2 separate regions of the Mus musculus genome follow, and region 1 is linked to region 2. Evidence: chromatin contacts called from ENCODE Hi-C or POLR2A ChIA-PET data. All regions are on one chromosome and are shown on one strand. Each heading gives the region's core, a stretch centred on a gene start or an enhancer-like site at or near the end of the contact. The rest is flanking DNA. Distances are from core to core; before and after follow the strand shown.

The links. Hi-C counts contacts between places; a loop is a spot of excess contacts on that map. ChIA-PET counts read pairs that join two places held with the same protein, here RNA polymerase II (POLR2A).
Region 1: a map of gastrocnemius shows a loop between it and region 2 (2.4-fold over the local background). The contact joins the promoter of Fiz1 here to the promoter of Isoc2b in region 2. A Hi-C loop is called at or near these places in 1 of 37 maps with a recorded cell type or tissue (gastrocnemius). POLR2A ChIA-PET finds 5 or more read pairs at or near these places in 3 of 5 experiments (all embryonic stem cell).

The regions. Positions count from the first base shown.
Region 1 is chr7:5,011,865-5,019,363 of GRCm38, reverse strand. Fiz1 (Flt3 interacting zinc finger protein 1) reads left to right here and starts at 4,636. Exons shown (of 3, transcript NM_001110329.1): 1 at 4,636-4,739; 2 at 6,342-6,686. The coding sequence starts at 6,375. Zfp524 (zinc finger protein 524) reads right to left here and starts at 3,856. Exons shown (of 2, transcript NM_025324.2): 1 at 3,804-3,856; 2 at 876-1,927. The coding sequence starts at 1,889. The coding sequence ends at 924.
Region 2 is chr7:4,861,143-4,867,972 of GRCm38, reverse strand. Isoc2b (isochorismatase domain containing 2b) reads left to right here and starts at 1,794. Exons shown (of 6, transcript NM_026158.2): 1 at 1,794-1,912.

The DNA.
Region 1 (7,499 bases), core at 3,387-5,886, 150 kb before region 2:
CATGGCCTGAATGGCAGTCACGTCTAACAGTTAAGCCTTGGCCTCTTTTTTTTCTTTTTGTTTTGTTTTTGTTTGTTTGTTTGTTTTTTCGAGACAGGGTTTCTCTGTGTAGCCCTGGCTGTCCTGGAACTCACTCTGTAGATCAGGCTGGCCTGGAACTCAAAAATCCGCCTATCTCTGCCTCCCAAGTGCTGGGATTGAAGGCTCAGCTTCGCAAGCCTCTATTAAAAGATCTCTTAACAACAACAATCTTGAACTCTGCTTCATTTTGAAAGTATTTCCTTTAAGCCCCACCCTTCATTTAAATACCATTCATTCCCTCTAAATTGCTTTCTGCCAGCCAAGCCTAAACTTCTTTGACCCTCAGACAAATTTTCAGCCTCCTCTTGGGTTGGGCAGCTCCAACCTAAGTTTTTACTGCACAAGTTTTGAACATCATCTCAGCCCTGCCTTCTCAAGCTCACACCCTTCTCTCTAAATGCTATTGAGATGGTCGATGCTGTTCACACTCCTCAAATCACACCCTCCAGCTGGCCATTGGCCCATACATCAAGCCCTCAACTTAGTTTTTCTTTCCAAATAAGAAGTTCTCTGGAAAAGAAATGGGAGCAAAAAGTGTCTATGGAGAATTTGGAAGAATTTAACTAGGATGGAGCCTTGACTCACGTTTGCATAGTAGGTCAAAATTTTTGTAGTACTTGTCTGGTGGAGGTCAGATTGGGCAAAGGCTTGTTCCAAGTCATTGGTTCTTTGGCACCAAGCTAGGGAGATGTGTGAGATGGGGTTGTCTCCAATCACGCACACACACCACTGTCAGGCAAGGTAATGGAGGAGCACTGAAAGGGACAGGCACCATGACTGAACACACAGTGGAAGTCAGTAGGCAGGGATTTATTTCCACAGCCCATGCCTCCCAGAGCTTCTCAGTCCACAGGAGGGTGCCCAATGGCACCAGGACCCAGAGGTTTAGGTCCCTGCTTTTGATCCCCTTCCATGGTGGGAATACCACCAGAAACAAGGGTGTCTTGGCCTTCTTGCCCGCGCCCAGCACCAGCTGAACCCCCTGCTGTAAACCCAGACAGGGGAGAAGTGGTGGAGGATATGGGCCAAGTAGGCTCCTTTCCTTCAGGACTCTCCTCCTGTACCCCTTCTTGAACAGGGATGCCCTCGTCGTCGTCCCACAGCGGTTGGGTTCTTGGGTTTGGGGGGCACAGGCGCACAGGCATCCCCACAAGCTCTGGGTGTTTGCGTTTGTAATGGCGCCGGAGAGTATTGGCCTCGGTGAAGCGCACCCTACATGAGGGACATTGGTAAGGTCGCTCACCAGAGTGGATGCGGTGGTGATGTGCGAGCTCCCCTGCCTCTCGGAAACGGCGAGGGCAGAGCACACAACGGAAGGGCCTAAGGCCAGCATGGATGTTACAATGGCGCCGCAAGTGGCTGGACCGTTTGAAGGTCTTGCCGCAATCTTTGCACACGTGTGGCTTCAATTCTGAGTGTGAGATGCTGTGGCGCTCCAGGTCAGAGAGGTAGGGGAAGGCTCTCAGGCACACGGGACAGAAGTGCGGAGCCCTCTTGGAACCAGAGCCCTGGGGCCCATCTGCTGCTGACCCTTCAGGAACTGTATAAGGAACACCCTGATCATCGATCAACAGAAGATCGCTGCTGCCACCGCTGTCCACTGGTGCTGTCAACGGGGTTTCCTGCTCTGATCTGGGGGGACGGCCCCTCTTTCGAGGGAGGGAGGACTTGAGAGTCCGATTGGAGGTGGTGGCTCCCCCTGGAGGTCGGCCTCGGCGCCCCCGGGGAACAGGAGGCAGTAAGGCCAGAGGTTTTTCTTCCTCCCCAGACAAAGTTGAAGGCAACGGGTCTGAGCTGGGGTTGTCCATTGAGAAGTGGGGAGCTCGAGTCTGGGTACTGGAGCCGGCTAAGAGAAGAGAGGGGGCGGTGTCAGTGTGGTGAGGGTCTAAGCCCCCGTGTACCCCAGTATCTCACCTATTCCTTCTAAAGACTTTTGAGATCCATATAAGACATTCTGTATAAGTTAGTAAGACATGCTGACTGCCCTCCACCAAAGGGTGTCCCATAACTTCTTAACCTTTGGATCTAGTTTTTCTTTCATGGAGGTTAAATAAGAATCCCCCTCTCCCACCAGGGTTCTATGTTTGAGTGTTTGGATCCATTAGTGGAACTGTTTGGGAAGGATTAGGAGGTGTGGCCTTGATGTGGTAGGTGTGGCCTTATGGAGTAGTGTTTCACTAGGTGTGAACTTTGAGGTTTCGAAATCCCACACCAAGCCAGTCTCCTCCTCCCTCAAACCTATGGATCAGATGTCAGCTCTTAGCTACTGTTCCAGCACCATGTCAGCCTGTTGGTCACCATTCTCCCAACCAAGATAGATGATCACGGACTAACCCTCTGAAAAATATAAGCATGCCTCCAATTAAAACGCTTTCTTTATACGTTGCTATGGTCATAGTTTTTCATTACATCAACATAACTACAAAAAGCCTTTAAAGTCAAAACAAGCCAAAAATAAATAAATTTTTGAAAAAATCCAGCTAAGAATGTAGGCCTTGAAACAGCCCATCAAATTCTGGGTCACAAAGGTCTCAAAAGGCTCCTGCTCCCCACAGAGATGGGGGGGCATGAAGAGAGACAAGTCCTAGCCAAAAGCTATTGATTTGTGAAAGATATATATGAAAGTTGCTAAGAGTCTGGGCTTTGAAGTCATATACCCAGAAATCAAATGCTGAGTCTGTCCCTTCCTTTGTGTGACCTTAGCCAAGATCCTTACTTCTCTGAGCTTATTTGTGTCTTTTGTAAGATGGAAATCGGGGATTTTTGTTTATTGGTTTGTTTGATTGGTTTTACCTACTAACCCAGACATGCTGTGAACATAAGAGCCAGCACTACAGCACTGGTCGTTGAGCCTCACAGCAATCCTCTGAGGGAACATTTTCAAAGGGTTTCATTTGGATCCAGTTTGGCCAACAATCACCATGTGATTCTACAAGTGGCTTTGCCTGAGTCTGTTTCCTTCTCTATAAAGTCAATATACCAAGGTTGTTGGGAGAATCGACAGGAATGAGGAAGCTTCAAAAATGTCCTTAGTGCACAGTCTAGAAAATAGAAAGCTCCAGGACTTTCCCCAGTGCCCACAAGATCCCAGGATAGTAGGAATTGAGTGTACTTGGGGTCAAAGGTCAAAGGTGCAGCTAGCAGCAGATTCTGTCGGGGGACCCTGCACCCCTCTTTTTATTATTTTATTGTTTGGTTGGTTTAAAGTTTTGTGTGTGGTGTTGGCTATCCTAATCAGGGCCTCACACATACTGGGCCTGAGCTACACCCCCAAAACTTGCACCCCCTTTTAATATGCACATAGCATGAGGTCCACACAGAAGCAACTTGTCCAGGATCATATGGTTCGCACGATGAGGAAGCCTGGACAAGAAGCTGAGTTTCTGAAACATACCTATGAAGTGACAGAGTGGCTCTTCGACCCTCTCCCACCCACAAGTCCGGTACGACGCGTGCCTGTCAGGCGCGAGTGGCCCAGCCCGCAAGCGGGGCGGGCCCTCAGGGTACGGTGGCCAATGAGCGGCGCGGGGACATTGGTGGCAGGGGCTGCCAGAAGGGGGTCTGCGCGCGCGAGCCCAGACCGCTCGGCGGGGCGCGAGGTCGACGTGCGCAGGAGAGAGCAAAGAAGCTGGGAACAGGTGCCGGGTGCGCGCTTATGCGCGCGCGCCGGGACCACCCTCTTTCCCCCATCCCCCCCACCCGGGCCCCCCGCCTCTGGGTACCTCATTTGCATGCTGCCTGGGCTCGCGTGTGTACGCGCGCGCGCGCCGGGGGCGACGGGCCGAAGCGTGGGAAGGGGCGGGAGAGAGGGGGCCCAGCCCCTAGGCGGCGGCGGGGCGGGGGTGTGGGAGGTAGCAGAGCGTGAGCTGGACCCCGCCCCTCGGCACGGAAGCCGGGGGCCCCTCCCTCCCTTCCCTGCTGCCAGCGCCCGCGGGGAACAAAGAGGATGCCCTGGGTCCCAAGGCCCCGACACGCTAGCAACAAATGCGCCTGCGTATCAGGCGCCTTCGTGTGCCCAGTGACAACGCACAAAAATCCCCAACCACCTGCAAAAATGCCTTTCCTCCCACGAAGCCTTCCCAACCCGGTGACCCAATCAAATACAGGTACCGGATAGATGAGAAGCGGGAAATGGCTGCTAAGTGCCCCTAATTAATATGGCGCCCATCAGCTTCAAAGAGCCATGGAGTTAAAGTAGTAAAATGGTGCTTGGTGTTTCCTAACTCTGAACAAGTTTGACCACTTGGATTTTTCTCCCTCTTCCCGCATCCTTCCCAGCAGAAGTCAAAGACTAGAAAAAAAAAGCAATCTTATCTAAACACATCTATGTTAACTCTTTGTAACCGCACCGTGGGCTACGAAATGCTGCACGCTGAGAGTATTGCCCTTAGTCTATATGGCGCCGCGGGTAACTTAGGCCCCGCCCCTGCCCTGCCCTCAACAAAGATGGCGCTAGCCTAGCTTCTTTAACCTCCGCGGCTGGAAATAGGAAAGGAAAACACAGAAGGGCGGGGCGGGGGCGGGATAGAGAAGCCAAGAAGGAGGGGTAAAGGGGGGTTGGGGGGGCGTAGAAGAGAGCTGAGGCGGAAGTCGAGAGGCCCCTCAGGTGGAAGTGACGCTGACCCCGCTACCCAAAATGTCGGCGCCCAGAGGGAGGTGTAAGTAATTAAACAGGAAAGCGGACAGACTTTCCCGGCCCCCCGGAGGCCTGCCTGGTCTCCAGGACCTCCGCAACGCAAAAGCAAGGTGGTCTTGCCTAGTTCCTGGGCCGCTTGACCTGCCCCCGACTCGGGCGCCCGAGACTGCACCTTGTAGGGGCAGGGAGAGGGGTACAAAGGGCCAGTTTTCCGGGCCTTGTTCGCAAGATCGAGCAGGGGTGGGGGTGGGGGCCGGCTGCACCAGACACCGTAGGGCGCAGGAGGGGCGGAGCTTAAGGTGGTCGGGGCGGGGCAGAACTGGAGGAGTAGCTTGTTGAGGCGTGGCTTATAGTTGGAGGGGAGGGGTTTCAAGAAAGTGTGGAGACTGGTTAGAAAATGGAGAGGTTTATATAAAGTGGGGCCTAGCAAAGAGGCGTGAATCTCATGAAATGGGGGAAAGGGCCTTGGTTGAAAAATTGAAGAAACTTCGTAAGATGAGGGGAAAACTGGGGTCCAGTAAGACAACAGAGGCCCAGAGTATGTTGTGTGAAGTTTGCCTGAGGTGTGACTTAAAGAAAAGCTTACCTTGACAAGGGGGTGGGGGTGGGGGCATTAGCGGGGCGGTGGTTGCGCACGCCTTTAATCCCAGCACTTGGGAGGCAGAGGCAAGCGAATTTCTGAGTTCGAGGCCAGCCTGGTCTACAAAGTGAGTTCCAGGACTGCCAGGGCTATACAGAGAAACCCTGTCTCGAAAAAAAAAAAAAAGAAAGAAAGAAAGAAAAAACAACAAGACAAGACGGGGGGCGGGGGGGGGGGCAGCGATCTAGGTGTGCAATTTGGAAAGTTTTAGTGGAACTATCAGGTTTTTATCACGAAGGTAAAAATGCTTGGGGGGGGGGCTTGGCGGCAAGCTAAGAATATAATAGCGAAGTAGAGGTGATTATAGAAAAATGTGACTTATTTGAAGGAGAAGTTAGGTGGGATTTGGAAGCAAGTCTCAGTGAAGATTTAACTTAGAAAAGTCAAGTTAACTAAGAAGCATATGAGAATAAAGAAACTAAGAGGAACTTGGTCAAACTGCTCAGTTACGTCTTTCCTGTGCCTCGGCTTTCCTAAGTGCGTTGTACAGCTTGCTACAGTTTTACTTAGCTCACACCATCACTGTATGAAGGAAACACTGGCATTCCCATTTCATTGGTAAAAAGGTTTTGTTTCTGAAACTACAGAACTAGTGTGAGCTCCCTAGAAGCACGAGGTGAAGGCACTTGTTTAAAAGAGAATCAAGAGCTTAGGGAAGAGAGGGAGGGGCTTGAAAGAGGCAGCCCACGCCCAAGCAACAGTAGGAGGGCCTTAGTCTGTAGTGCGCAGGCTTGGAGAGGATTGAGGGAGAGCTTGAGAACACCTTTTGAAGAAAACAACGTGGACGTGGCTAGGAAGGTTAGAGAACGAGGAGGCTTTGTAAAGAGTGGGAAAATTTTAAAGGGTAGTGGTTGCAGCTCGGTGGTGGGGGTGGCTTAGCACTTTGAGAGTCTACCTGGGCCAACTGCTTCTGAGCCAAGAGAGCCGAGGGAAGGGATGGCCAATGGAGAGGTGACTCTTACTGGTGTCTCTTTTGTACTCCAGAGAAAGCCCCAAGCCACCTCCGGACCTTCCGTCATGGAAGACTCCTCGCTGCCTGTGGTTCCTGCCCCCATCGCTGCTCCAGGACCAGCACCATCTGCCACTGCGCCTCGGGTCCCCTTTCACTGTAGCGAATGTGGCAAGAGTTTCCGTTACCGATCAGACCTGAGGCGCCACTTTGCTCGACACACGGCTCTCAAGCCCCACGCATGTCCTCGATGCGGTAAGGGCTTCAAGCATAGCTTCAACTTGGCTAACCACCTGCGCTCACACACTGGTGAACGACCCTACCGATGCTCTGCCTGCCCTAAGGGATTCCGAGACTCCACTGGCCTGCTGCACCACCAGGTGAGTCCGGGGAGCCACATGTGGCTCAGACACTGGGACTCCATTCCACTCAGGGAAAGGCAGCTAGTGATGGCCCTGGCTAGTAAATTTGCCCCGCAGCCGTGTGTTTACACCATCTTGAAAATATGTTAGTGTACACCCAATAGGTCCATGTACACCCACCTCCTTTATTCTACAATGATCAATTTCCCCTACATGGAACACAGGCCTTCAAGGGAACTCAACGAGGCCTACAAATGATCAGGCACCAGGTAGAGGTTAAAGAAAGCAGTTTCTGCCAGGCAGTGGTGGCACACGCCTTTAATCCCAGGCAGAGGCAGGCGGATTTCTGAGTTCAAGGCCAGCCTGGTTTACAGAGTGAGTTCCAAGACAGCCAGGGCTATGCAGAGAAACCCTGTCTCAGAAAAAAAAAAAAAAGAAAGAAAAGAAAGAAAGAAAGAAAAAGAGAGAGAGAGAAAGAAAAGAGAAAGCAAGTAAGCGGTTTCTGAGAAAAGAGTTCTCTAAGGGAGATGTTGGGAAGCAAATTTAAAAAAAAAGAAAAAATGAGAGCATGGTGATACGATCTCCTAATTCTAGCACTGGAGGCAGAGGCAGGAGAGTCAGGAGTTCAAGGTCAGGCTCTGCTACAGAGTTTGAGGCCAGCTTGGACCATATGACCCTGTCTCAGACAACAAAATAGAAATTAATGTATAGGAGAACATTAGCTTGTTATAGACCAGAGGGCACAATGTGTCGGATTGAGACTTGAAGTGTAAGACGTCCTCTTGGGAAAAGCATTGTAGGTCAAAGGACCAGCAAGTGCAAAAGCCGGGA
Region 2 (6,830 bases), core at 545-3,044:
CCTCCCAGTTGTGCATTCTACGCTAGGCGAGAGCCACAGGCTCAGTGTCGGCACTAACGTACATGGTGTGAATAGCTGTTAAGGGAACTGAAGCCAGCACCTGCCAATTAACTTTATAGACTCTAACACAAGAGTGATGGCATTTGCCCTTTCTTTTCTCTTTTCTTTTTCTTTTTACCAACCCCTACCGCTACCCACACACCTGCCCTTGGTTTCACTATGTAGCTCTGGGGAGTCCTGGAACTCACTTTGTAGACTAGGCTGACATCCTAACTCACAAAGATCTGCCTGCATCTGCCTTCAGAGTGCTTGGATTAAAGGTATGTACCACCATGCCTGGTTCTTTTCTTCGTGTGTGTGTGTGTTTATAAAATTTTGGGTGTGTGTCTGCCCATGTGTCTGCTTACCACATGCATTCAGTGCCAAAGTGGCCAGAAGAAGGTGTCTGAGCCCCTGGAAGTAGAATTACAGGCGACTGTGAGCCTCCACCACTGTCTGGCTTGTTGTTTTTAATCTTTGTTCAGCTCATTTTGTTTTTGAGGCTCAGTTTCAGGATGCACTTGAGTTCACTGTTCTGGGGAGACCAACTTTGAACCTCTGCCGGTTGCCTTCCCAGTCCCATCCCATCCCCCATCTCTCCCACCCTCACCCCACCCCCATGCATACAGTGCTGGGCACTAAAGCGAAGGCTTTATTCATGCCAGGCAAGGACTCTGCCACCTGAGCTACAGTTCCAGCCTTATTTCTTTTTCTTTGTTCGACAGTGTCACACTCTGTGGCCCAGGCTAACCTGGAACTCTGTGTATATATATATCTCTCCCCCAAAAGATCCTCACCCACACTCAGCCTCCCAAGTGCTGGGTTTACAGTCCTCGTTAGCCACCATGCCTAGCCCTTTTCTCATAACTTCAAGGTGAAGAAATCCTCCTGTCTCCACTTCTGAGTACTTGGGGTCATGGGTATTAAGCCACCGTAATCAGCTTTTGTTTTCTTATTCATTGAACTCAAGGCCTCAGCTTCTAGAACGCTGGGATTACCGGCCCTGAGCCACCATACCAGGTTTATATATCTGGATGAAGTAATCCTCTCTCTCTTAACCCCCACTTCTAAGTACAGAGTCAGTTTTCTATATAGACCACCCAAGGAGACAAGTCCTGAATTCCTGGAGAAAAAGCTAACTGGCAAGCAGTGGGGGAAAATGTCTTACGAGGCTTGTTCTTTTGTTTTCTTAGTTTGACTTTCGGGTTTTCGAGACAGGACTTACTTCCGTGTTGTACTGGCTATTCTGGAATTCGCGTTGTAGAGTCAGAATTATGCCTGCCTCTGCCTCCTGAGTACTGGAACTAAACCATTAACTAAATCATCGGTTTATGATGATTACTGGAACTAAACATTTGCGCCACCATGCCCGGCTGTTGTTTTGGTTGACAGGGTCTCACCACGCAGTCCCGGCTAGTCTCGAACTGGCGATACTCGTGCTTCAGCCTTCCTAGAGCTAGGTTACAGAAAGCATCACCTCTCCCCGGTCGCCCCGGATGGAGTGGATGGTGCCATGAACCCTACACTAGCCAAGATTGAGCCTCTAGCTCTCTGGTCGTTCTTCACCCTCCTTCCGGGTTAGAAGCCGAGCTCTCAGCCAAGGCCCTCCCTCCGTGGATTTTCATTGGTCCTACCCTCTGTCTCTCCGCCTGCTCCAGTTTCTTCAGACCAATCGAATTAACAGGATGGAGTAGAACAGAGTGAGGCGAACGCCGATTGGTTGGCTCGGCGCGGGGGTGTAGACCCGCGGCTCTGACTACGTGTCTACAAAGGGCAAAAAGGAGGCCCAGTACGGGGTCAGTGGGAATCCAGCGGGGAAAAGGTCACGGGACTTCTTGGAAAAGGGGCCCGAACTCGAACCTGGGACCTTCGAGTAAGTCCGGTTCGTTACTTGCTGGCTGTTTGCAAACCCACCATCCCGTCATTCAGACCGGGAAACGGAAGCTTTGCAGGGTGTCGGGTTCGGGGGTTGGAATGGCATTCCATTTGGTCTCAGGATAGACCCGCGGGGAGAGTCCCCAACCCTCTCTAGAGACAAATTTTGCATCAACCCCGCCAGTGAGCTAACCCTGGAGAAAAAAAGAGACCCAGAGAGGAAGGGAAACTCACCCAGGGTCACACAGCCTGAAATTCCTGGTTCCAGGAGTTGTGGTCCCCGCTTCTCTCACAATTACGTGCTCCTCTGTATCGCTCTCCCTAAAGCATCGTGGATCCTCTCCCATCTGTGTCCCCAGTCCATCTCGATCAAATCTGGCGAACTGAGCCTGGCTGTCATGAAAGCCAGGCAAATCAAGTGCTCTCTACCACTGAACTCCATCCAGCCCCCTTGCTCATTTCCTTCACACTGTGCCTCCCAAAAATGGGTTCCCAAGCCAAGAACCCAGCCCTTGGGACATAAGCCTTAAAAACCTATGAGGGGAATAGAGAAGGGGGGGCGAGTAGACATGGCTCAGTGGCTAAGAACTCTGGTTTCTCTTGTAGAGGACCTGGGTTTGGTACTCAGCACCCAGACGGTGGTTTACAACCGTCTTTAAATCTAGTTTCAGGGGACCCGACTACCTCTTCCAGCCTCCACAGACACTACATGCATGTGGCTATGCAGTCTCAGGTCAAACACTCATATAATAAACCCAGTCCGGGCTGGAGAGATGGCTCAGCAGTTACGAGCAGTGGCTCCTCTTCCAGAATGGCTCACAACCATCTGTAATGGGATCTGCTGCCCTCTTCTGGCATGCAGGCATACATGTAGACAGAGCACTCATATACAGGGAATAGATAAATAAATATTTTTTTAAAATTAAAAGTAAATCTGATCAACACACACATTTGGGATCCAGAGAGAAATGACTCCTTCGCTTGTCTCTGACCTCCACATATGCCCCATGGCATGGATACCCTCTCCCATATAGAAACTAAATAAATAAATAGAAATTTTTAAGGAAAAAAAAATCTACATTTGCCATTCAGGGAGCACAGATGGGAGTTTGCCATACCGTTCTTGCGCTTTTCATTTCACTGGCGCACTTTTTATCTGTGTTGGAGACCTCCCTTGCAGGTTTGTTTGTTTGTGGGTTTTTGTTTGGTTTTTTTTTGTTTTTGTTTTGTTTTGTTTTTTAAATGTCTGTGTTGGAGACCTCCCTTGCAGTTGTTTTTGGCTACAAAGAATCCACAGTGAGAATTTGGCTGGCTGCAGTTTTTGTAATCCCAGCTACTCCTTCCGGAAGTTTCAGCAGGAGAATTGCTCGTTGAATTCCAGGTGCCCTTGGGCGATTTAGCAAGATTCTGTGGCAAACGGTGTTGAATCTGATCTCCAGTACTGCATGAATCACTTGTATGCTGATAAATTCTTGCACTAGGGTGTGGAGGCTAGAGGATCAGAAGTTCTAGGTCACCCCAAACCACAAAGTGGAAAACTTGAGAGAGAGAGAGAGAGGGAGAGGAAGAAAGAAGTATATGTATCTAATCACAGCTCAGTGACTCCATACCTAGAATCCCAGGATTTAAACAGCTCACACAGGAGGGTTGACGTGAGTCCCTGGCCAGCCTTGAGTCCATGAGAAGCTCTCTGCTCTACACAGTGGTTGAGAGTGGATATGATGCCATAGGTCATTAAACATTATTAGTGTCTGTTATGTAAGGCATTATGGGTCACCAGGTGGCCAGACTGCAAGTGTCTGTGGCCTAACTGGCTACATTTGGGAATTTGTGGCCCTTTATCACTAGAGCCCTGTCAAAGAGTCTTGTGATTAATAATAACCTGGTCCCTGTCAGATAAATACTTAGGGACAGATTTCTGGATCAGAGGGTTTGTGTCTCCGTCACTTTGAGGATGGTGACCATGCCTGTCAGGCTATGAGACGTTCTGAGCCTCTAGACTGGTCCCTCCGGAGCTCCCTGCTGCCTTCAGCAGATTGCTAGGTCTTTGTGATCCTCTGTGTGTCTCTCTAGCTCATCCACCCCTCAGAAATGTCTCGTGGTGCCTCCGTGTCCCTTGTGCTCAGAACCAGAAGATAGCCCCAGGAGTGGGAAGGAGCCCTCTGGGCACTGGGTGGATTGCTCAACGGGTTAGGTATTGGCCACTCAAGTCTGAGGAGTTAGGTTTGGTTCCTTGATACTCGTGTAAAGCTAGATACAGTAGCATGGAACTGTAATCCCAGTGGTCATACTGGGACATGGGAGATAGAAATGGGAGACTCCCCCAGAAGTGTCCTGGCCAGCTAGCTTGGCTTGTACAGCAGCAGAAAACAGGAAACTTTATCTCAGTGTGGAAGGTTACCGCCAACACATGAGGCTGGGCTCTGATCTCCACATGTGCTTTCATGTATATGCTCCCACTTACACACACACACACACACACACACACACACACACACAGGGGTAGGTGGAGGAACACAGACACTCACTGGCCCTCCAGGAAATGGGGAGCAGGGGCCTTGAGGTGGGACATGACTGGGCTGAGGCTAAGGGGGAGTCTAGAGGCTGTGGTCGTGTGGGCAGGGCTTCTATCTCAGTTTTCAGGTCTGGGAGAAGATGTTGGGTCAAACAGAAGTGTCTGTCAATTTTGAACCTCATCCCCACAGGCTGTTTTTGTTAGCTGTTGACTTTATTCCAAAGCTTGTATTCATTCTTCACTGGACAATCTGTTACACGTTATGCAATCTTAGATTTCTTCTTGGTTAGCTTTTTTAAGGCAAGGTCACTATGCAGTCCTGGCTGGCCTCCAACTCTTGGCACACCACCCAGATAAACCTCCAAAGTGCTGGGATTTTAAGCATGCTCACCATACCCAACACATTTATTCTGATTTTATAGCTCTTCCTTCCTCCCTCCCTCCCTCCCTCCCTCCCTCCCTCCCTCCCTCCCTCCCTCCCTCCCTCCCTCTCTCTCTCTCTCTCTCTCTCTCTCTCTCTTTCTTTCTTTCTTTCTTTCTTTCTTTCTTTCTTTCTCTTTTTGAGACAGGGTTTCTCTGTGTAACCGTAGCAATACTGTCCTGGAACTCTCTTTATAGATCAGCCTGGCTTCAAACTCACAGAGATCCTCCTGCCTCTGCCTCCAAATTACTGTGATTAAAGGTGTGCCAGCACTCCCTGCTTCAGTGTTTTTGAAAGAAGAGGGAAGCTGGCGCCTACATGGTGGCTAATAGCTCTCTGTAAGTCCAGCTCCAGGTAATTTGACGCCCTTTTCTGGACTCTCTCACCATGACATCCATGTGTTTCACAGACATACATGCAGGCACAAGACCAATCAATACACATAAAGTAAAAATAAATAAATAAATAAATAAATAAATAAATAAATAAATAAATCTTGGAATCTTAGAACTGGAAGTGGAGGCAGAAGGATCCAAAGTTCAGTCATATTGTGATTCACAAGTTTTGTTTTTTTGAGACAGGGTGTTTGTTTGTTTGTTTGTTTGTTTTGTTTTGTTTTGTTTGAGCCTTGGTCAATCTGGCCTCAAACTCAGAGATCTGCTTGCCTCTGCCTCCCGGAGTACTGAGATTAAACGTGTGTTGAAGCAGAATTTTAGCAGAGCCATTGTATCTGGTGTTAACTCAGAGCAATGGCACCCAGGCTCTGAAGTAACCTTTTGCACACAGTCAGTGGTTGTTATCCTAGACTTGTTTCTTTGAAGGAGTCTCAGAGCCTTTGCACAACTTAGTCCAGAGACATACCGGGCAAACCTGGAAGTCTCTTATGGCTGAGAAAGCTTAGGTAATGGTCCCAACAGAACCTAGATGAGTGAGAGGTTTTGGCATGCAGAAACTGACTTGCTCAAGGTGCCCTTTGTGTAACAAGAAAGAGGTTCTGCCAAGTGCTTCAGACTTTGGTCCCTGAAAAGCTGATCCCCCTGCAGCTAAGAAGCCTAAACTCATCCTGCAGTGTCTCCTTCTTCATTCAGTGGTCCTGCTTAAGCCAGTGGGTGTCCCCAGTGATCTTAGTCAATGAGTCAAATGATGGACTCGTCCTGTTTTAGTTTAAGATGCAAGGCCTCAATGTTAGTCCAATCAGAATGAGAATTAAAGGCCCAGCCAATGCTGATAGCAGAGTGGCTAACCAGGGAACCAAGAGAACAGAGACCAATTATTTCCCCATCCATGGCAAAACAACAACAACAACAAAAAACCACCACTTTTAATTACTCCTGATCAATTAGCCCAGAAACAACAGGTTTCTTCCAAAGCCATACATAGGGGTTTTTCTTATTGCTGTTGTTGTTGTTGTTGTTGTTGTTGTTGTTCTTCTTCTTCTTCTTCTTCTTCTTCTTCTTCTTCTTCTTCTTGTTTTATTTTGTGTTTATCATGAAAAATCTAAGCCTTTCCAATTTTGTAGGACCATTTTTATAAGGGAATCTAACTTATTTTAATTCAGAAACTGAAACTTTTAACACCTCTAAGTCCTGATCAATCTCTGTACTTAGTTTGAAGAGCATTGTAAGAGGCACATTTAGTCAAACCACTAGTACACGCCCACCAAGTGGTCTCAGAGGCCCAGTAATATTGTTTTTATCCATATGAATTAACCCATAAGGCACAATAGCAAATATCAGAATAAGGGTATGTGCCTAGGTTAAAGATTTCAGGATAGTAGACAAGTTTTAACTTCTTCTTTTTTTTTTAAAGATTCATTTATTTATTAGATGTAAGTACACTGTAGCTGTCTTCAGACACTCCAGAAGAGGGAGTGTCAGATCTTGTTACAGATGGTTGTGAGCCACCATGTGGTTGCTGGAATTTGAACTCTGGACCTTCGGAAGAGCAGTCAGGTGCTCTTACCCACTGAGCCATCTCACC